Regions from separate parts of the Homo sapiens genome. Here all the other regions are linked to region 1. The links are chromatin loops, found by intact Hi-C in ENCODE. Cell type or tissue: heart left ventricle. All regions are shown on one strand. Each heading gives the region's core, and the rest is flanking DNA. Links, peaks and the distances in the headings are about the cores only. Region 1 overlaps LOC105376652 (a long non-coding RNA gene). Region 2 overlaps PRDM11 (PR/SET domain 11). Region 3 overlaps PRDM11 (PR/SET domain 11).

What was found. Peaks named below come from ENCODE experiments on the same cell type or tissue, not always from the same donor. Only the 100,000 strongest peaks of a DNase experiment are listed, where the experiment ranks them.
Region 2: it touches region 1 in a loop (2.3-fold over the local background); 30 of 110 quality-filtered maps call a loop at or near these places.
Region 3: it touches region 1 in a loop (2.9-fold over the local background); 8 of 110 quality-filtered maps call a loop at or near these places.

The regions. Positions count from the first base shown.
Region 1 is chr11:45,106,366-45,113,685 of GRCh38, forward strand. LOC105376652 (a long non-coding RNA gene) reads right to left here. Exons shown (of 6, transcript XR_931241.3): 4 at 4,656-4,811; 5 at 743-955; 6 at 120-393. It also overlaps a transcript of PRDM11 not described here. Among named protein-coding and RNA genes, the nearest start is that of PRDM11, 37 kb to the right of the region's middle. RefSeq lists an enhancer at 4,273-4,567. In heart left ventricle, for the core only: a CTCF peak has its summit at 4,426 (motif pointing right); no DNase peak of the experiment used is centred there; H3K27me3 peaks cover 707 bases.
Region 2 is chr11:45,223,505-45,230,824 of GRCh38, forward strand. It overlaps PRDM11 (PR/SET domain 11), which reads left to right. Exons shown (of 8, transcript NM_001384648.1): 7 at 713-1,339; 8 at 2,491-7,320. The coding sequence ends at 4,655. Among named protein-coding and RNA genes, the nearest start is that of SYT13, 59 kb to the right of the region's middle. In heart left ventricle, for the core only: no CTCF peak of the experiment used is centred there; a DNase peak (open chromatin) is centred at 3,529.
Region 3 is chr11:45,179,882-45,187,201 of GRCh38, forward strand. It overlaps PRDM11 (PR/SET domain 11), which reads left to right. Exons shown (of 8, transcript NM_001384648.1): 2 at 1,880-2,004; 3 at 2,365-2,468; 4 at 2,980-3,242. The coding sequence starts at 1,886. Among named protein-coding and RNA genes, the nearest start is that of PRDM11, 37 kb to the left of the region's middle. RefSeq lists an enhancer at 1,641-2,372. In heart left ventricle, for the core only: a CTCF peak has its summit at 3,307 (motif pointing right); a DNase peak (open chromatin) is centred at 1,627; H3K4me3 peaks cover 690 bases; H3K27ac peaks cover 1,072 bases.

The DNA.
Region 1 (7,320 bases), core at 1,476-6,475:
CCATGGGTCCCACCACCCTCAGGGCCCTTTATAGGCTGGGGTGATTTTTGCTTTCTTTGCTGGTTCTCTCACGAGCTAGATGTTCTAGTTATACTGCTATGCTACAAACCACCCCAAAATTGAGCACATAAGACAGCCATTTTATTATAGCCATGGATTCTGTGGGTCAGAAATTTGGAAAGGGCATCATGGAGACAGTTTACCTCTGCCCATAATGCCTGAGGCGCCGGCTGGAAGATTAAGGCTGGGGTGACTTGACGGTGGTGGCAGGAACCCTCTGGTGGGCATCCTCACGTGCAGGTCTGAGGCCGACACGGGCTGCCACCTGGGACACTGACCCATCTGCTCCACTCCACGTGGTCTGTGAGTTCTTTTTAGCACAGCAACTGGGTTCTAAGAGTGGATGTCGCAGGAGAGCAAGGCAGAAATGCGTGGCATTTTCTAGATCTAGCCTGGGAAGTTACAGAGCATCTTCTGCCATACTCTACTGGTCAAGGCAGTCACAAAAGTCTATGAATCAGAGATGTGGGGTGGAGTTGGGCTCAGATTGAGCACTGAGTGAAAAAGCTTCACTGCAAACAGGGATACCCCCAGAACAAAGTCCAGGCTTTGTGGGGAGGAGAAATGAAGCAGATCTGCTAAAGCCAAAAGATGGAGAACTGCTTCTGTCTGTGAGTGGGGTGGGTTGGCCAGCAATACCTGGGCTTCACAGGTCAGTATGGGGCTGGCTGAAGGCACCCACCTGGTGTTTAGGGGGCCCAGGGGCCTCCATAGAGCAAGATAAGTGCCACGTTAGCACACCAGGGTCACCAGGCAGCCAGGACAGGTGACTATCTCAGGGTCTGATGGAAGCTCAAAGTCCAGATGCTCTGCTCAGCCCACTCCCGGGCTCCACACTGGTCTCCACCATCTGTGTGACCTGGGCTGATGACATCTTCGAACTCCACTTTCTCACCTGCAAAACGGGGCTAATTATAGTTCAATGAGTCATAGCCCATTTCAGGGGCAAGTTCTAAATCAGTAAGGCAAAAATTAGGTACACACAAAACGACCCTTGAGAACCTCTTATGCTCCCCACCAGCATGGATACACATGGTTTTGTGTATACAGTTGTGAAGAGTAAGTCTAATGAATGTCAAATGTGGACAACTGATGAAGCAGAACAGAGGGTGGATGGGGTGCAGTGGGAAAGCCAAGAGGGAGGTCTGGACTTCTGTGCCATCTGCCTTTAAGGAAATGCCCATCTCTAGTTGAGTGGGGGACAGGGCAGGGGTAGGGGTGGGGTTCCTCTAAGCCTGTCAGGTTTGCTGACTGGCTTTTCCGTGTTGCTTTCACACCAATCCTCTGTAGTGTTAAATGAACTGATAGATTTGCGTGGCATTGTACAAATTAAACTAGTTAATATACATAAAGGCTCCAGCACAGTTCCTGGCATATAATAAGTGCTCAATAAATGTGGGTTGGATTTTTTTTTTTTTTTGTGAGACAGAGTCTCGCTCTGTCACCCAGGCTGGAGTGCAGTGGTGAGAGCTCAACTCATCGCAACCTCCAACTCCAGGGTACAAGTGATTCTCATGTCTCAGCCTCCCAAGTAGCTGGGACTACAGGTCTACACCACCATGCCTGGCTAACTTATTTTGTGTGTGTATTTTGTATTTTTAGTAGAGACAGGGTCTCACCATGTTGACTAGGCTGGTCTCAAACTCCTGGCCTTGGCCTCCCAAAGTGCTGGGATTACAAGCGTGAGCCACTGCACCCCGCCCTGGATTCATCTTAATCTCGCTTGATCAGACCCATGCACGTGGCTCATTTTCAGCCAGTGCTGCCATCCTGGTTGTTAAAATATCAGCATGTGTCCACTCCAGTTGGTAAATAGCTGCTGTCTAATTCCCCATGAGTGTGACCCGCTGCCCTGCTGCCCTGGCCTCTTACGTGGGATCCCCGTGTCTCCCCATGATGCAGCAGCTTGAGGGGTGGCCTTGGTCCAATTGGGCCCCTGGGACCTGCTCAAGTACCAGGCCAGGTCTGTTCTGACTGTTGGTCCCATGAGCTTCTGGGGTTAAATATTTCAAAGATCACTCCTGCCCATGTGCCCACTGCTCTGTGAAAAGCTGGAAGCAGCAGCCAGGCACTGCCTCCTGCACTCTCGGCTGGCATTTCCTGCTGGGGCCCACGGATCCCTTGCTCAGCCTGGGCTCTGGCTCCTGCCCTTGGACAGGATTCCAGAGGCAGGTGTGTCCTCATGGTGGGGCCTCACTCCCGAGTGAGGACGAGCTGCCTCCTTTCAGGGAATGTGGTGCCCAGAGGCACCAGGGGCCTCTCAGTGGCAGCTGTCTTTGAAGTCCTTGGACCCATTTCTCCCCAGCCCTGCCTGTAGCTATGTGGGGACCCAGGCCCAGTGCCACTCAGACTTTCTCAGCCTGCCCCTGAAATACCCACTAATGCCAACCAAGAATTAACACATGCACCCGCAGGCCAGGCAGCCTGCCTGAAGCAGCTGACACAAGTGTGAAATTTCTTTGAAGTCTTGGGTTTTGTCTCAAAAAATACACGCAGATTCTGCATTCTGCTCCATAATGTTTCCATTTTTGTTTAAATCTAAAAATAGGGCTTTAAATGACTTCCAGTGAAGAAAGTTGCCTCTCCAGGAAGATGTCGGGGCTTAGCCTGTGAGACTGTCAACACCCCTGGCCACAGGCCTCTGGGCACTCAAGGCTGGAAACCGAAAAATGTTGTCCCCGCCCCTCAGGAAAGGTTGAGTCTGACTTTTCACCTCTGACCTGTGCTTAGGCACCCTCTTTGGGTCACCTCCTATTTCTGTCCCTCTGAAACTGCAGTTGGCCCTGACCCAGAGTGGTGAGGAGTGGCGGTCTCTTGCTACTACAGGTAGGATGCAGGCTTGGCAATGCCAGTGGCCATGGTTCTACCCACCCCTGCCTTGAAAGGAAAATAGCACAGCTCAAGAAAAGGGACACCCAGAGACAGCAGTGCCCTGACAACATCACTCACTCTCCTTGACCCAGCATCACCTTGGATGTCGCAGGGCTATGTGACCAGAAATTCCTCATGTTGCCCCTAAACATGGTGAGGCCCTGTCTCTACCATGCACAGATGAAAAGAGTCCTAATTAATCAACTCTCCCTAGAAAGGAGACCACTCGGAGGAGCCCTACTCATTCTCAAAATATTCAGAGGCTATCCTGCGGAGGAGGGAGAGTATCTGTTCTCTGTGGCTCCACTGGGCCACAACCAAGACTGAGGTGTGGGAGATGGAACAGGGCAGATTTAGGATGGTGGGAGGAAGTGCTTTCTGAGTCAGATCTTTCCAGGGAAAGCAGGGCCTGCTTATCAGGTAGTGAGCTCCTGTCCCTAGGGGTATGTAAGTGTAAGCTGATAACCTTCTGGTAGCAAAAAGGTAGAAAGATTGAAGCACTAGATGGGGAAGGGTGGGCTTTTGTCTCTAAAATTCCTTCCCTTTCTGAGTCTCTGGTTCCATGATACTCTCTAAGCCCTGTTCAGGGATGTTTCCTCCCCATTCCAGTGTCCAGGGTTGCTCACAGTCACCACTCCTTTCAAAGCTGGAGGCACTGCAGCAGTGAGCAGGTGGGCATCTGTGCCCTGTGTGACCTGCTGATAGCATAGACGTGGTTATCAGCCCTCTATATGTCAGGATTCTGACTAGGAAAACTCAGTGACCCAAAGTGACCTTCATCCAAACCTCTCCTTTATTTCTGTAGTTTATACACTTTGCGTGCAAACACCCCTGGGAGGGACAGTACCTACACCTTTGGCAATGCTAAGCTTCACACAAAGAATTTTTCATCTCCTTTCTTGGATCGGGGTGGCTTTTATTTTTCTTCCAAGAACAACTAATCCTTATGCAGACCCAAGAAGTGGCAGCTAAGCTTCGGAGCCAGAAAAATGAGAGCCCTGAGTACATGCCCTTACAGAGATCTGGCTTGCCCACATGTCACCCCCAACCCTAATTGAACTCACCAGGAAAACGTAAAAGGGGGGTGGGGATGAGAGGTGGGGCATTTAGATAGCATTACAATTTTTCTAAAGGGCCAGGTAGGAGTTTGAGGAATTTCTTCTAAGCCAGTCACTGATGGGGCCAGGTAGGAGAAATACCCTGAAAGCAACATGCAGCCGGACCCAACTATCTGTGAGCTGGAACCGCCAAGGGGCTCTCCTCTGACCTGGGGGCTAAAGTGCCCAGAAAGAGGACAGGCCGCTGCTCTGGCCTCCCCGGCGCAACGACCTCACCAAACAAGGCCCCTTCAGGAGTGTCCTGGACCGGTGGCCACGAATTGCAAGGCCTCGCTTGCTCTATACAGGTTGTGCAGGACATAATCCAGGTGCGGGGTGCAAGGAGCTTCACATCCCATTCCCTCACCCATTTGTAAAGGTGTTACTTCATTTGTCCAGCAGATGGCAGTAAAGTATCCCAAACAAGAGGCGCCTTTCTTTGCGTTGCCCAGAAACCACTGGTTCTGCTCCTGGGTGGCAGAAAACTTGGAGAAGACAATCAGCTCTCCAGATTCCAATCTAAGAGTCAGATTCCCCCCTTACCCCCCTTTTTTTCTTTCTATTTCCACAACTATTTTTAATAAAAGCTTTACAGTTTTCGACGTCCAATGGTTCCCCGAGACTTACCATAAAACTCAGCTGCCACCTCCCCACCTCATCTCACCAGCTCTCTGGGACAGGCGACCACTTGCAACTCTGGGAGGTGTCTCTTCTGTTTTTAAATCTCCATAATTCTAAGCACTAGTTCTTGATTTCACCATTTTCGACACCATCTTTGACTTACTGTGATGGAAGATGAAGATTTATCTTTCTTACAATCCATCCCACCCTGTCCCTCCACCACTTCCCCTCCCATCTCTCTCCCAGCATGTCTCCCTATTTTTGGTTCTTGATATTTACTCGTCTTCTTTGCCATCTCTGGACTTACGGGGTGCCCTCTATGCCAAACGGCATTCCACCCAACATTGCTTCGGACCAACGAACCCATTTCACAGCGACAGGACAACAGGGACCTTGGGCCCGTGGAAATCGCTAGTCTTATCATGGACTCTCTCTCATCTGGAAGCAGCTGGCCCAACTGAAGGGTGGAATGGCCATGTGAACACTCAGTTAAGGTTCTGCTTGAGAGACAATGGCCTGAAAGGTTAAAGTTCTGTCTTACAGGATGAAGAATATGCTTTGATGAGGTGACCAGTAGAAGGTATGGTTCCTCCCACATCCACAATAACAGGGCCCCAAATCAGAGAGTGGGAGTGGCTTTCCTCACTATTACACCTAATAACCACATGCACTCGAACCCTCCGGGCTCTGTCGATTTGAAAGGTTTTGTTCCCGAGGGAGAAATGCTTCCATCGCGGAACACAACCAGGGGCCCATTGAGTTGGTCCATGAGACTGGACACTATGGGTGCCTCCTGCCACTGAACTGGCAACATGGGAGGAAGTCACTCTGCTGTGTGGCACATTTGATCCTGGTGATCAAATCAGGCTGATACTGTACAATGGGAGACTATGTCTAACACCCAGACAACTTTCTGAGTACCTCTTTTTTTAGCTTTAATTTTTATTGTAATAGTTTTTTGGGGTACAGGTGGTCTTTGATTACATGAATAACTTCTTTAGCAGTGATTTCTGAGATTTTAGTGCACCGGTCACCCAAGCAGTGTACACTGTACCCAATATGTAGTCTTTTATCCATTACCCTCCCAACCTTCCCCCACAAGTCCCCAAAGTCCCTTATATCATTCTAATGCCTTTGCATCCTCATAGCTTAGCTCCCACTTACAAGTGAGAACATACAATATTTGGCTCTCCATTCCCAAGTTACTTCACCTAGAATAATGGCCTCCAGCTCCAACCAAGTTGCTGCAAAAGACATTATTTCATTCTTATGGCTGAGTAATATTCCATGGTGTATATATAACACATTTTCTTATCCACTGGTTGGTTGATGGGCACTTAGGTTGGCTCCATAACTTTGCAATTGCAAATTGTGAGGCATAAATGGGTGTACAGGTGTTTTTTTCATATAATGATGTATTTTTCTTTGGGTAGACACCCAGTAGTGGGATTGCTAGATCAAATGGTAGTTCTACATTTAGCTCTTTAAGGAATCTCCATACTGTTTTCCATAGTGGTTGTACTAATTTACATTCTCACCAGCAACATAAACGTGTTCCCTTTTCATGACATCCATGCCAACACCTATTGTTTTTTGACTTTTTAATGATGGCCGTTCTTGGAAGAGTAAGGTGGTATCTCATTGTGGTTTGGATTTGCATTTCCCCGATGATTAGTGATGTTGAGCATTTTTTCGTATGTTTGTTGGCTCTTTGTATATATTCCTTTGAGAACTGTGTATTCATGTCCTTTGCCCACTTTTTGATGGGATTATTTGTGTGTGTGTGTGTGTGTGTGTTTCTTGCTAATTTGACTGCCTTGCAGATTCTGGATATGAGTCCTTTGCTGGATGCATAGTTTATGAATATTTTCTCCCACTCTGTGGGTTGTTTGTTTACTCTGCTGATTATTTCTTTTGCTGTGCAGAAGCTTTTTAGTTTAATTAGGTCCCATTCATTTATTTTTGTTTTTGTTGCATTTGTTTTGGGGGTCTTAGTCATGAATTCTTTGCCTAAGCCAATGTCTAGAAGAGTTTTTCTGATGTTATCTTCTAGAGATGTTATGGTTTCAGGTCTTGGATTTAAGTCTTTGATCCACCATGAATCGATTTTTGTATAAGGTGAGAAATGGAAATCCAGTTTCATTCTTCTACATGTGGCTTGCCAGTTTTCCCAGCACCATTTATTGAATACAGCGTCTTGTCCCCAGTTTACGTTTTTGTATGCTTTATCAAAGAGCAGTTGGCTGTACTTATTTGGCTTTATTTCCGGGTTCTCTATTCTGTTCCATTGGTCTACATGTGTGTTTTTATACCAGTACTACACTGTTTTGGTAACTATAGCCTTATAATATAGTTTGAAGTCGAGTAATGTGATGCTTCCAGATTTGTTCTTTTTGCTTAGTATTGCTTTGGTTATACAGGATTTTTTGGGTTCCACAATTTTAGGATTGTTTTTTCTAGTTCTGTGAAGAATGATTATGGTATTTTGATGGGAATTGCATTGAATCTGTAGATTGCTTTGGGCAGTATGGTCATCTTCACAATATTGATTCTTCCTATCCATGAGCATGGGATGTGTTTCCATTTGTTTGTGTTATCTATGATTTCTTTCAGCAGTGTTTTATAATTTTCCTTGTAGAGATCTTTCACCTCTTTGGTTAAGTATATTCCT
Region 2 (7,320 bases), core at 1,596-6,595, 120 kb after region 1:
CTACCTTGTCCTTTATCTTGTCGGAGGCTGCCATGTTGGAGCCCTCAGCGCCATAGGTCTCCTTGTCTTCCCCTTTCTTCTGCCCTTAGTCGTCAGTGAGAACAACAGAAGTTCAGATCATGCTTTCTCACATGTTCCTAGTCTGCTGATTGCTGGGAGAATTAGAAAGGACAGTTGCCATAGGATGGACTTTGCCTTAAGTAGGCTGTCTCCAGAGCAACGAAGGAGGAGGAAGGAGTGAGGCCTATGGTGTTTCATGTGTACCTTTTACCAAGTCGAAGCAGCCATCTTGTCATTGCTAGGGCTGAGGGGAAGCTGCAAAGGTTGGGGGAGTTGATACTCACTTGGCTCTGAGGTATGTTCCCACCACCCAGTGTGATTAAGTGGGATGTTGTTTTCTAGGGTCATAGGAAAGAATGTTCAATTACTCTCCCTTATAGATTTCTCTTAACTTATAACCGTAGAGCTTGTAGACATGAGGCTTCTTGGAAACTGTCTCTTTCTAAAAGGTCTTTCCACCGTTCAGGTCCTATGAGTCTAGCTCTGATGGACCACTGAGTGATTCGTATCTCCCCTTTGCAACACTTGCCCCAAAAGCCCAGATCTAGAGGGATGTGTCAGGTGACCTAACAGGAGGCCTGCTTTGTTTTCTGTTGGTTTCTCCAATTTGGGGGTTTTCCCCATTTCCTTACACCCTGGTTTTCCTTCCTAGGAGAGAAGAGGTTGCAGAGGGAGAAGTCTGAGCAGGTTCTGGATAACCCAGAAGACCTGAGGGGTCCCATTCATCTCTCTGTGCTGAGACAGGGCAAAAGTCCCTACAAGCGTGGCTTTGATGAGGGGGATGTACACCCCCAAGCTAAGAAGAAGAAAATTGACCTGATTTTCAAGGATGTTCTGGAGGCCTCACTGGAATCTGCGAAGGTGGAAGCCCACCAGTTGGCCCTGAGCACCTCACTGGTCATCAGGAAAGTCCCCAAATACCAGGATGACGCCTACAGTCAGTGTGCAACAACAATGACCCATGGTGTGCAGAATATAGGCCAGACCCAGGGGGAGGGGGACTGGAAGGTCCCCCAGGGGGTCTCCAAGGAGCCAGGCCAATTGGAGGATGAAGAAGAGGAGCCTTCATCATTCAAGGCCGACAGTCCTGCCGAGGCCTCCCTTGCATCTGACCCTCATGAACTTCCCACCACCTCTTTTTGCCCTAACTGTATTCGCCTAAAGAAGAAGGTTCGGGAGCTCCAGGCAGAATTAGACATGCTTAAGTCTGGGAAACTTCCTGAGCCCCCCGTATTGCCACCACAGGTACTGGAGCTCCCAGAGTTCTCGGACCCTGCAGGTAAGTTGGTTTGGATGAGATTATTGTCGGAGGGCAGAGTACGCAGTGGGCTGTGTGGAGGGTAGCCTAAAGCTCTCTGTGGAAACCACCTTCCGGGAGACCTGAGGAGTGTAACGTGGAGGCGGCTACCTCCGTGGGTGGGAGCCCAGGTCCTCAGTGTCTCTGGCAGACCCATCGGCAGCTCTGCCAGGTGCTCCATGTGTTGCCCTTGTATCCTCCTTGTCAATAAAGGAAGTTCCGCTGCAGAAGGGGTGTGTGCTGTGTTCTTGACCCGTTGCCTTTCTCTGGTACTGGTGTCTTACCCCAAAGCCCAATTTCTAAACCCAGTCTTTCTCTGTCCCCAGTCTCAAGCAGGGTGTCCCACTGGAGAGATCTCTTGGCTTCCCTAACTTAGTCCAGGAACACAGCCTTGTTCTTCTCTTCCTGAATCTCTGTCCTGCCACACATGGTCCCAGTTCCCTAGCCTGGAGTTCTAGAAGGATGGAGAGTGAGGGGATCCAGGCCATTCACCTGCATGGCTTTGCCCTATTCTGTTGGCTACCTGGATTTCTAGAGTTGGTTGACAACTAGGCAGGTGTTCTAGTTCATATCTGCAGCTGAGGGAGACTGTTTACATAGCACTTACTCTTTTAACCACATCCCTTAGCTCAGAATGAGGTGTTTCTTGTATTCAAAGCATGCGTCTGAACTAAACTGCATTTTGATCCTGAAATCACTTGGGGCCATATCCAAGATGCCTTTGTTCACATTAATGAAGGGCAAATGAATCCCAAGTCCTTGCTATATAACTTTGGAATGTGTGATGTGCTTTTCCTCCTCCATTAGATCTACTCTCCTAGCTTGAGCTGTCCAGTTGATAGGGGGCATTTAAATCCCTCAAACACCCACACATGGAGGGCAAGGGCAGGCAGCCTGAAATCTGGTGGGTGTGACAAGGCAACCGTGGACAATCACAGGGAGAGTAAAAGTCACATGGGCAAGCAGGAGTGCTCATAAACTAATTCTGGGCTGGGATTCAATCCATCATAGGCTTCCACGGACTTCTGTTTCCCATGGTGTGGCACCTACCTTCCAGGAGTGTTTCCTGTGGATTTTGGAAAAGCCTGTTTTCTCCCCCAGGTATAAATGTTTCTTTCCCATTTGTTTTTCAGCCTCAGAAAGCATGGTCTCCGGCCCCGCCATCATGGAGGATGATGACCAGGAAGTCGATTCAGCAGATGAATCTGTCTCCAATGATATGATGACAGCGACGGATGAGCCCTCCAAGATGTCATCGGCCACCGGGCGCCGAATCCGGCGCTTTAAGCAGGAATGGCTGAAGAAGTTCTGGTTCCTGCGGTACTCCCCAACCCTCAATGAGATGTGGTGCCACGTCTGCCGCCAGTACACGGTGCAGTCCTCACGCACCTCGGCCTTCATCATTGGCTCCAAGCAGTTTAAGATTCACACCATCAAACTTCACAGCCAGAGCAACCTGCACAAGAAGTGCCTGCAACTGTACAAGCTCCGCATGCACCCGGAGAAGACAGAGGAGATGTGTCGCAACATGACCCTGCTCTTCAACACCGCCTACCACCTGGCCTTGGAGGGCAGGCCCTACCTGGACTTCCGGCCCCTGGCGGAGCTGCTGAGGAAGTGTGAGCTCAAGGTGGTGGACCAGTACATGAATGAGGGAGACTGCCAGATCCTCATCCATCACATCGCCCGGGCCCTGCGGGAAGACCTGGTGGAGCGCATCCGCCAGTCACCTTGCCTCAGCGTCATCCTGGATGGGCAGAGCGACGACCTGCTGGCCGACACGGTGGCTGTCTATGTTCAGTACACCAGCAGTGATGGGCCCCCGGCCACAGAGTTCCTGTCCCTGCAGGAGCTGGGATTCTCTAGCACAGAAAGCTATCTCCAGGCACTTGACCGGGCCTTCTCGGCCTTGGGCATCCGGTTGCAGGATGAAAAGCCAACTGTTGGCTTGGGTGTAGATGGAGCCAACATCACAGCCAGCCTCCGTGCCAGCATGTTCATGACCATCCGCAAGACGCTGCCCTGGCTGCTGTGCCTGCCCTTCATGGTGCACCGGCCCCACCTGGAGATCCTGGATGCCATCAGCGGGAAGGAGCTCCCATGCCTGGAGGAGCTGGAGAACAACCTGAAGCAGCTGCTGAGCTTCTACCGCTACTCACCGCGCCTCATGTGCGAGCTGCGGTCCACGGCGGCCACCCTTTGTGAGGAGACAGAGTTCCTGGGCGATATCCGGGCAGTGCGGTGGATCATCGGCGAGCAGAACGTCCTCAACGCTCTCATCAAGGACTACCTGGAGGTGGTGGCCCATCTCAAGGAGGTCAGCAGCCAGACCCAGCGGGCAGACGCCTCGGCCATCGCACTGGCCCTGCTGCAGTTCCTCATGGACTACCAGTCCATCAAGCTCATCTACTTCCTGCTGGACGTGATTGCTGTGCTCTCGCGTCTGGCCTACATCTTCCAGGGCGAGTACCTGCTGGTGTCCCAGGTGGATGACAAGATCGAGGAGGCCATCCAGGAGATCAGCCGGCTGGCTGACTCCCCGGGAGAATACCTGCAGGAGTTCGAGGAGAATTTCCGAGAGAGCTTCAACGGGATCGCCATGAAGAACCTCAGGGTGGCTGAAGCCAAGTTCCAGTCCATCAGGGAGAAGATCTGCCAGAAGACCCAGGTCATCCTGGCTCAGAGGTTCGACTCCCGCAGCCGGATCTTTGTGAAGGCCTGCCAGGTGTTTGACCTGGCTGCCTGGCCCAGGAGCAGTGAGGAGCTGATGAGCTATGGCAAGGAGGATATGGTGCAAATATTTGATCACCTGGAGGCCATCCCGACCTTTTCCCGGGATGTCTGTAGGGAAGGGCTGGACCCCCGGGGTAGTCTGTTGATGGAGTGGCGAGAACTCAAGGCTGATTACTACACCAAAAATGGCTTCAAAGACCTGATCAGCCACATTTGCAAGTACAAACAGAGGTTTCCACTCTTGAACAAGATCATCCAGGTTCTTAAAGTCCTCCCCACTTCCACCGCTTGCTGCGAGAAAGGCCGCAATGCCCTCCAGCGAGTTCGCAAAAACCACCGCTCCCGCCTGACCCTGGAGCAGCTTAGCGACCTGTTGACAATCGCTGTAAACGGACCGCCAATCACCAACTTTGATGCCAAGCGAGCCCTGGACAGCTGGTTTGAGGAGAAGTCTGGGAACAGTTACGCGCTGTCTGCAGAAGTCCTCAGTAGGATGTCTGCGCTGGAGCAGAAGCCAGCACTACAGACCATGGACCACGGGACGGAGTTTTACCCCGACATTTAGGGAGCTGGCGCTGCAGAGTTCACTAAGCTGTTGAATATTTTTTTAATCTATACTCATAAGCTTTGATATATTATATAAATATATATTATATTATATTATATTATATTATATATATATATATATATAAACTCACACTGAAAATTTTTAAAAACCAAGGTGACGCGTCCACCAGAAGCCACTGGGAGATTTCAGAAAGGAAAAATGTTGGAAACTGACTCTTGTCTACAAAATTTGGCAGCTGCAACATACATGGCAACTCATTTTCACTCACAGAAGCACGTGCTGGGGCCTCCTGTGTTCCCACCTTACTGTCCACCAACAGCATAAGCTAAAATGACAGGTCTCTGTCATCACCTTTAGGTAGCTCATTTTGTTTATGTTTTCATTTGCGGGTGGCGGGGCTCTGGGTTTGGGTTTATGTTCTTGCCTTTTCTTTTTTCATTTGGTTTTATGATGGGAGGGAGCTCCTCAGCCTCCTCATTGACATTCTGGTCCGGCTGAATCAGATCTCTGACTTAAGTCAGGGTGGGTTGTCTGTCTGCATTTGGGAGGCAGGGGGGTTGACCTTTCTCCCTCCCCACCTGACTTCAGCTTGAGATCTTTTTTTATTCATTTCCTGATGAGGGTTCCTTCACTGTCCTACAAACAAAAGTGTCGGTCAAACTGTGACACTGCCACACCTCACCTCTGTTGCCTCGTCCATCCCTGGGTTGTGGATCCCTTCCTTCCAGCCCCCCCTGGAAACTCACAATATTACCCATTATACTGAAGGCAACATTGCCTCACCGCTGAGCTTGAAATCCTGGGGAAGGGAGAAGGGGTAAGCTTTTAGCATTCCTGTTTTTACGAGGTGGAGGATAAAACAATATAATTCCATTCCAATCCAGGGCTTTTGGGGAGATGAAGAGCCAAGAAGTCCAGACCCCAACAGGGGAGTGATTTTTGGCTAAAAAACAAGGAAAATGAAAAGTACATATTCGAGTTACATGGATTATTTATACTTTTTCTTTATAATCATATCATGTGTTGAGGGTATTTTTTTTCCTTTAATAATCAAGAAATGCCTGCTATAGTTCAGTGGCAGGTAGTGTCAATGCAAATTGTGCCCTAAGTTATGCATAACTCAAATGAGAGTCTGTAGAGATGTGGTCCTCCTTTTGCAACAAGGCTGATAACATGCTACATGGTCATAGGAAACTGGGGAATGTGTCTCTGCCTGTAAACTCTTCCTTTTTTGAACAGGGTAGAGATGTCCTAAAGAAATGGAGAAAAGAAGAGAGGACTCTCAAGGCATCAGCCTACACAGACACACACACACACACAGACACACACACACACACAGACACACACACACACACACAATCACAATATACAATATAAGCTTTAGAAATAGCCACTTGCCTATTCCCTGGGGCAAGTAGTGGTTTAAACTAGAGGAGTCTGATCAATGCTCTTTCATTCATTTAACTACCGGTATACCTCGCAAGGGAGTTTTAAAAAATGTGCGTGAGCTGTTAAAAACTTCTGTTCATGTTCCTACATCTGATTTATGCATATTTTATATGCAGAGATCCTATCACGTGGATGCAGGTCATTTTGGGGGAGGGAGGAAGATCTGAATTATATACATGTGGTCAGTTCTGCTGAGAGCTTCATCTCTTGGTTGGCAGAGGGTGGTGTTATCTGGCCACAGGCAAGGCCCCAATGTCTTCAGCCTGCTTGGTTCAGACATTATAAAACTGTGGTGGCTTCCTTCCTTCTTGGTTTATGTTGTCTCTGAGGCCTCATGCCACCGTTGAGAACCATAGTGGAAATGTCATCAACACTGAACATGTTATAGCCCTTTCTTGGTTCCACCAGTCCCTTCATCCCCTACCAATCCCTTCCCCTTCACCTCCATGGTCTTGGTGCTAAGATAACTTTAGAATCATTGCTGCTAGTCAATAGCTTTTCATTATATAAATATATTATATATATTATATATTATTTTTGAAATATTTTTGTTTGTTTTCAACAGTGATGTAGCATGTTAAAAAACAAAAAACAAAAAAAAATGGGTTCCTCCAACTGTCCCACTGCCAGGCCTCATATGCTGCCTTCTTCAACAAATCAATGCACCCCTGCCTGGTGACATCCACCCCACCTCCCACCCCAGTTGCACACATGCTTCCCTACCCTCCTCTGAGCAAGAAGACAGTTAGCAGGAACTAGCAAGGAAAGGCTGAAAGCCTCCTTCTGAGGCTTTGAGATTCCCAGCCCCATTCCACTTCCCCACTTTAAACTGATGTCTCCCTCCATCTGCTCCTCCCATCAGGGTCAAAACCTAACTGTGGTCAAATGGGATGCTGTTGCAAAGCACCAGGTCCCACCTGGCCCAGCCCCAGCCTTGGGACTTCCTCTCCCCTCACACACGCAAACTGCTGTGTCTGGGGAGTTTTCACTGAACATTGCAGAGACTAAGAAGGGTTGAGGGCAGAGATGGCTAGCAAGACAGGGCTTGGTGAGGGCAGAAACAGTAGGTTGAGATCCTTTCTTCTAGCCAACAGTTGCCTTACACCTTACATTGGGTAATGGGTAGGGAGGAGCAGGCTAAGGCTCCCGCTCATTTGAAAACCAGGAAGAGAGAACCAGTGTCTTCCTGAGCACCTGGTCAGTTGGAGCTACT
Region 3 (7,320 bases), core at 1,259-6,258, 73 kb after region 1:
ATGGTGGGGGGTACTGCCCATCCCAGTGAGAGTTCCTCAGGGCAGCAGGTGTTCAGGGATCCTTCACAAATCCACAGGGCCTTGCTCCCACCTGGCAGCTGGACTTCTGAGCTGGGACCTGAACCCACTTAAGGGTGATCCCAGCGATTGTTCGGTAGAGGACTGGACTGAGGATACTGCATGGTGAAGCCAACTTGAAACACTTGAATCTGGGGGTTCAGCCAGTTTCCAATTTACTAAGCAGCCATCGGGTGTGGTCTGCATGACCTTCGGCAAGTCGCTTGACATCTTCCAGGCCCCAATTCCTGCGCCCTCACAGGAGGCAGGGGGCCATCCCACAGGCTTTGAGGTCGGTCGAGCACCCAGCGGGGAGTCCCTGGCATAACGCAGCCAGGAGGCAGTAGAGTGGCAGGCGCCCCAGGCGGTGCAGGTGCGGCCGCGGCTGAGCGAGCGGGTGTCCGGTGTCCGCACGGGTGGCAGCGCAGGCCCTGTCGTCGCCGCCACACCAAGGCAGCTCGGAGGCTGGGGACACCCGCCCGGCCTCCGCGGCGCTGTCGCCCAGCCCTGGCACCCCCCGGGCCGAGTGCGCATCGGGCCCCGTGGGAGGCCCTGGAATGCGTCCACCGCCTGACCCGGAGCGACCCCCCGCGGCGCCCTCTCCCACCGCCCCGCCCGGGCGCCCGCTTCCTCCCGCTCCCTGCGCGCCCCCCTCCCGGCCGCCAGCCAACTGCGTGCCCCCAGGGCCGGCAAGAAGCCACATGCCCCCGCAAGGAATGCCGGGCCTGGCGGGCGGGGGGCGGGCGCTGGGCAGGGCCGGGCGGGCCGGGCCGGGCAGGGAGCTCCCCGCCGGGAAGGCTGGCGAGAGGGGGAGAGCCCGCCCGCGCCCGCCCCGGCCGCAGCCTACACCGGCCCGAGACGGGGCGGCCACGGGGCAGGGGGCGGCGCGCCCGGCCTGGGCAGCCCTCCCCTTCCCCACCGCGCGCCCCCGGCCCTGCTGGCTCGGAGGAGGGGGCAGGCCGTCACGTTTCCCCGCACCCCTCCCAGTCGCCGCCGCCGGCTTTGGGGCCCCGGTGGGGAGCAGGGGGCTGATTAGCCGAGGAGCAGGGGTGTGGCCAGCGGGGCCCCGGGTAGTGAGTCACACACGCCGCTCGCCCAGTCCCAGGGCCCAGCGCCGTCCCAGCCCCAGGCTGCGTGCCACCCTCGCCCCGAAGAGTGTCCCCGGGCTTGGCATGAGGACCCCGGGGTGCCGAGGGAGGGGCTGAAGCCCGGCGCGGTGGTGGAGGGCGGTAAGCGGCGGGCTGGGGAGTGTCCCCTTGAGAGAGTCGGGTGGGGCTGGAGCCCTGGCTGGCCCTCGCCAGCGCCCCCAGGCCCTGCCTGTACCTGCTCTGAGCTGGCAAAGGGGCCTGGCTGCGCTCCCGGCAGTCCCAGGGTGAGGGGCTGCCCTGCCAGGCGCTGAGGGCCCGTTCGGTCTGCCCACTACCCCTTGGCCCAAGTTGGGCTTGAGTTGTGAACCCTCCCTTCTCCCCTTTGCAGTTTTGCGCCCAGGCTCATGTGGGATCCTCCTGCCCTTTGCCCTTTGGTCTAGGGGTCCAGGCTATGCTTCCCAGCGCGGCCTCCTGGCCTGAGCTGCTCTAGGCTCCTGACCCCATGGGGCTGGTGGCTCCAGTCGTCCCCAGGACCAGCCCGGGATAGAAACGGCATTTCCTCTTGGCCGGGCTACAGCTGTTTTTGTTGTCTGTGTTCTCAAGTGCTTCCTCTGGGGATGGCAGGGAGGGTAACCAGACTCCGCGAGACCCCCACTTGCCCTCTCCGCCGCTCACTCCTCTTCCCCTGTTTCTTTGATCCTCTTCCTGTGCTGGTCCCACCTCCTGCGTCCCAGGACAGAATGACCGAGAACATGAAGGAGTGCTTGGCCCAGACCAATGCAGCCGTGGGGGATATGGTGACGGTGGTGAAGACGGAGGTCTGCTCACCACTCCGAGACCAGGAGTATGGCCAGCCCTGGTGAGGCCCCTGTGTGGGAACTGGAGAGGGAGAAGTGGGAGTGGGAGGTGCCTGGGCTCGGTTGGTTGGGAACCCTGGGAAACGTTCTCACTCCTTGCCCACCTTCCCTAACCCTGCTCCCGGCAGCTCCTGGGCGCAGGCTCTAGAAAAATCCAAGCAGTGGCCTAGGGAGGTCTGTGCTCGCATCTCAATCCTCCAGTTTTTCCACCACCTCCTGCACTGAACAGCAGGCTGGCTGGGACTCCTCTGCCCACCCCACATCTTCTCGGTCTCCTGGCCAGGTCCCCAGCTTTTGTCCCCACTGGGCTCTCACTCTCTGATGACTTCTTTGCTTTCTTTGCGGGCCTCTGCCCTGGCCAGCTCTAGGAGACCGGACTCCTCGGCCATGGAAGTTGAGCCCAAGAAACTGAAGGGGAAGCGCGACCTCATCGTGCCCAAAAGCTTCCAGCAAGTGGACTTCTGGTGTAAGTGGAGCTTGGGGCTCTGGGCTGCTCCTCCCTTCACCCCCATCGCCCCATTCCTGGCTAGGGAATTCACAACAATGCTACTAAGATAGGTCCTCACCTGCAATATACCAGGCCCAGGTCCAGGCCTTGGTTCGTCATCATCATTAGCCATCCAAATGGCTATTGTTAGCCCCATTTTCCAGATAGCACACTGAGTCTTGGTGAGGGTTAAGTATCCCACGCCTCGAGTCCTCTGGCCCAAAGGGGTACAGTTGCACTTGGACTCCAAAGCCATGCTCTTTCTTCCAGTTTTTTAAAACTTGAGACAAAGGTAGCTGCTGGCCTCCTTGACGTAGGCAGGCCTGTTCTTGGAGCCCCCAGGGAGAGTATGGGTTATTGCTACCGATGACCCTGGGGCCTGCAGCTGGCTGTCCATGAGTGGGCCTCCTGTCAGCCCCTCTACCTCCCCCATGGGGGTCTTACCTCCCTGCAACAACTGAGGCCCTCCCTTCTCTTTCCATCCCTCCAGTCTGTGAGTCCTGCCAGGAGTACTTCGTGGATGAATGCCCAAACCATGGCCCCCCGGTGTTTGTGTCTGACACACCGGTGCCCGTGGGCATCCCAGACCGGGCGGCGCTCACCATCCCACAGGGCATGGAGGTGGTCAAGGACACTAGTGGAGAGAGTGACGTGCGATGTGTAAACGAGGTCATCCCCAAGGGCCACATCTTCGGCCCCTATGAGGGGCAGATCTCCACCCAGGACAAATCAGCTGGCTTCTTCTCCTGGCTGGTGAGTGTGCCCTGGGCTATTCATGGGAGAGGTTGCCAAGAAACATGGAAGGAAACCACCAGGGGGAGCCATACTGGCCCAGCTTGGCCCCAGAACTTTTCTACCATCGCTTCTGGACCTGTCGATGATGGATCTTGCTGTCCCCTGGCCCCGGCTGAGTGGCTGCAACGCTTGGTGTCCAAGGGCAATGCTGAGAGCACCCACCTGGCAGTAGTCAGCAGATCAGGAAATCACCAAGCAGAACTCAGGGCAATTTCCCCATGAATCCTCATGTGTGTGTCTGGTGGACCATTGGGCAGTATTGAACCAACCGATCTTCTAGAGTGGGTGACTCGGAGCTGGCCTTTGGGGATGCAGAGCATGACTTCCCACTTCCAAACCAGTAATATCAGGCTCTGGGCTAGGTGCTGGGGGTAAACCCTTCAACAAGACAGACATGGTTCCTGCCCTCAGGGAGCAGACGATCTGGTAGGAAGACAGGCATTGAACAAGCAGGTACACATGTGATATCAGTTGCAACACAGGGTACTATCAATAGATGGGTTGCAAAGATGAGGAAGAGGGGTTTTCAAGGGTATGAGGAGGAAGGGTTACCAAAGCAACTTTAAGGAATCATGCTTGAGCTACTAGACAGAGATAGGGGAGGGTGGGGTAATAGAGAAAAGCATTCTAGAGGGTAAGAAGATCCTTATTCACTACAAAAACACTTCTTGAGTATCTCCTTTGTGCCAGGCACTGGGCTGGCCCTGGAAATACAGTGGTGGGCCAGATAAGGCAATCAGATAAATCCTGCCTTCATGGAGTTCTCTGTGGGAAAGATAGAATTAATCAAAGACTAAGACAAATCCATGTCAAATAATAACTCTGAGGGTGATGGAGAAACAGTGAGACTGGGAAAAAGTGAACAACCAGGGGAGGTAATATGGGTAGAGGTCAGAGAAGCCTTCCTGCTAGTTGAGCTGTGATTGAAGGAGGTGAATGCCTACCAGGTGAAGATTGGAGAGGTGCATCCAGATGCCTTGGACAGCAAGAGCAAAGGCCCTGTGGCAGGAGAGCATGGTACATCTGAGCTACTGGATGAAGGTCAGTGTGCCTGGAGTGCAGCACACACAGGGGCCTGGAGATGATGGAGGCTTGATTTTGTAGGGCCCAGTGGACCAAATTAGGACTTCTGTCCTTTTAATAATGTAGGAGTTGGGGGAGTGACTTGGTCACATTTATGTTTTGAAAAGATGACTTTGGCTACAGCCTGGAGAACTGATTGAGCTCAGGGGTGCTGGTCAAGAATGGGTACCCACACCCCTTTCCCCAGGTAGAGCGTGTGGGAGTTCTGTAGTCGGCAATGGTGGAAGACTGGGCTAGGGTTGGGGCAAAGACTTGGAGCCAAACGAACTGCTTTGTGAACTGTATCAGAGAGGAGAGCTCTGACTTAGACATAGACTAACTGGCCTAAGGAAGGGAGCAGGAGGTATCAAGGACATCTGCAGTCTCCCAACAGGTTGTTAATGGTGTCTTTCTCTGAGAAATGGAGGAGGCTGGAAGGGGACTGGGTTGAGGGAAAAATCATGATTTGGGTTTGGGACTTGTTGAGTTTGGAGTAACAACAAGATATCCAAGTGGTGATGTCAAGTAGGCAGTTGGATATATGGGTCCGAAGCTTGGAGAGGAGGCTTGGAGATGTTGCTTAGTGAGTCACCTGTGCATGGGTGGTCAGTGGGGGTGTGGGTGTGGAGCGCAGAACCTAGGGAGAATGTGCTGAGTGAAAGGTGGAAAGGCCTGTGAGCAAGCTTTGAGGGACTTTAGCAGTTCATGGTCTAGAAGGGGAGCTTGATCCTGCAAAGGAGACAGAGAAGGTTTGCAGCCAGAGAGGTAGGAGGGAAACCAGGAGAGTGGGTGACCTGGAAGTCAGGGGAGAAGAGAGGTTCTCCAGGCCACAATGTCTGTCAGTGCCAAGTGCTGCTGAGAAACCAGCCAGAAAGACTGAAAAGTGTCCCGTGGATTTACTACCAGGGATGCCATGGGTGACTTTAGCAAGAGCTATTGTAGAAAGCAGTGGGTCTGAACCTGAGGCAATTTTGCAGCCCAGCCTCCTGTCCCCGGACATTGGGCAATGTCTGGAGACCTTTTGGTTGTCACAGCTCAGCATAGGGGTAAGCTGCTGGCATCTAGCAGTTGGAGACCAGGATTACTGTAAACATTTTACAATGGACAGAATAGTCCCTCATAACAAAGAGTTATCTGCAGAAACCCTGCTGGAGAGTGATGGGGGTGGAACCTGATTAGCATGGAGGTGACCAGGCATAGTCATTTCCTAGAAGTTTGGTTACAGATAAGATCAGAAGTGGAGGAGAAAGATAAGAGTGAGGTGGGAGGGTGTGTGGTCAAGAGAGTTTGTTCATTAGAAAGACTTTAGCATCCTCAAAAAGCCAAGGGAGGGGTTCTGCTGAAGTGCTTGAGTGTAGAGTAGAGATAAGGCATGATTCCTAACCTTTTACATCACCTCAGAGGGTTCACATGGAGATACTGGACAAAAAAGGGGGTGGATCAGCATCATTTCTGTCCCTACAGGGTTAGCCCAGAGGATTAGAGCAGATAGAGATAGTTAGGTATAGTAGGCCACATAATGTCCCCCCAAAAATGTCCCTGTCCTAATCCCTAGAACTTGTAAATATACTATCTTCATGGCAGAAGGGATTTTTTGCACATGTGATTAAGTTAAGGATCTTGAGATGGGAGCGATGATCTTGGATTACCTGGGTGGGCCCAGTGTAATCACAGGCATCTTAATAAGAGGGAGGTGGGAGGCTCAGAGTCAGAGAGAAAGGGATTGGAGGATGCTGCTCTGCTGGCCTTCGAGATAGAGTAAGGAGCCGGGAGTCAAGGGATGCAGGCAGCTTCTGGAAGCCAGAAAAGTCAAAGAAACACATTAATTCCCAGAGCTTCCTGAAAGAATGTGGCCCTGCCAACACCTTGATTGTAGGACTTCTGACCTCTAGAACTATAAGGTAATACATGTGTGTTGTTTTAAGCCACTGTGGTTTTGGCAGTTTATTGGCAATTTATTACAGGAGCAACAGGGAACTCATATAGGAGGCTTTTATGTTTGTGGGGGGACATCTACTAAAATATGCAGGGAGGTGGATTGAGGTGGCCTGAAATCGAGGAGATCAGAGAAGGTGAGTTCTGCTTGGGATGAGTAGAGTTCCTGGTGCCCGTGAGATGCTCAGGGGAGCTGTCCAGAGCACTCTGGTGTGTGTGGCTCTGCAGTAGAGAGATGCTGGGATGACAGGGAAAACTAAGTATATAAATTAATGCAGCTGAAGCCCGGAGAAGGGAGGGCATTTCCTACAGAAAAGGTGCTTGGGGAGGAGAGAAGAGGCATTTCCTTTGGAATATGAGTTTGAGGAATCCTTGGAGGGAGAGGAGTTGAGGAGGCATGGAGCAGTAGGAGGAGACAGTAGGAAGTCTCCTTGGCCCCCTTGGCAGGAGCAGTCTCATGGGCGGAAGCCAGATTGCCATGGATTAAGGTGTCAGTGGGAGGTGAGGAAAGGGAACTAGCAAGGGTGCATGGCTTGTTTTAAAAGTCTGGTTGCCCACTGAGCAATTATTATATGCCAGGTGCATACTGGACACCTCTGGCATCTCATACTCTTCCTCGAAACAGTCCATAGGGTGGGGGTTGCTGCCCCTCTTGTTCTGACGAGGAAACACAGGACTCCCACAGCTGGTCCACAGTAGACCTTGGGTTCCTTCAAAGATAGTGTCCCTCCACCATGTGAGGACTTCCCTTATTGGGAGACATTGCTAATGGGGTGGAGCAGTTAATAGCTACCCTGAGCCAGTTTTGGTTATGTGTCCAGGTTCAACCCAACCTCACATACACAGAGCAACTCCAGAGCACTAGGTCCTGAGCAGGGAGCTCTGGGGATAACAGGGCTGCGTGAGGTTTGCTGTCTGTTCTTATGGAGCCTGTGGTTCAGTTATGAGGAGCAGGGGCCATGGTGGATAGGAGGGGAGGAAGCTTATTCCCAACCAAGTAATACAGAGGCAGAGTATTGCTTGGTGATCGCAGTGCTGC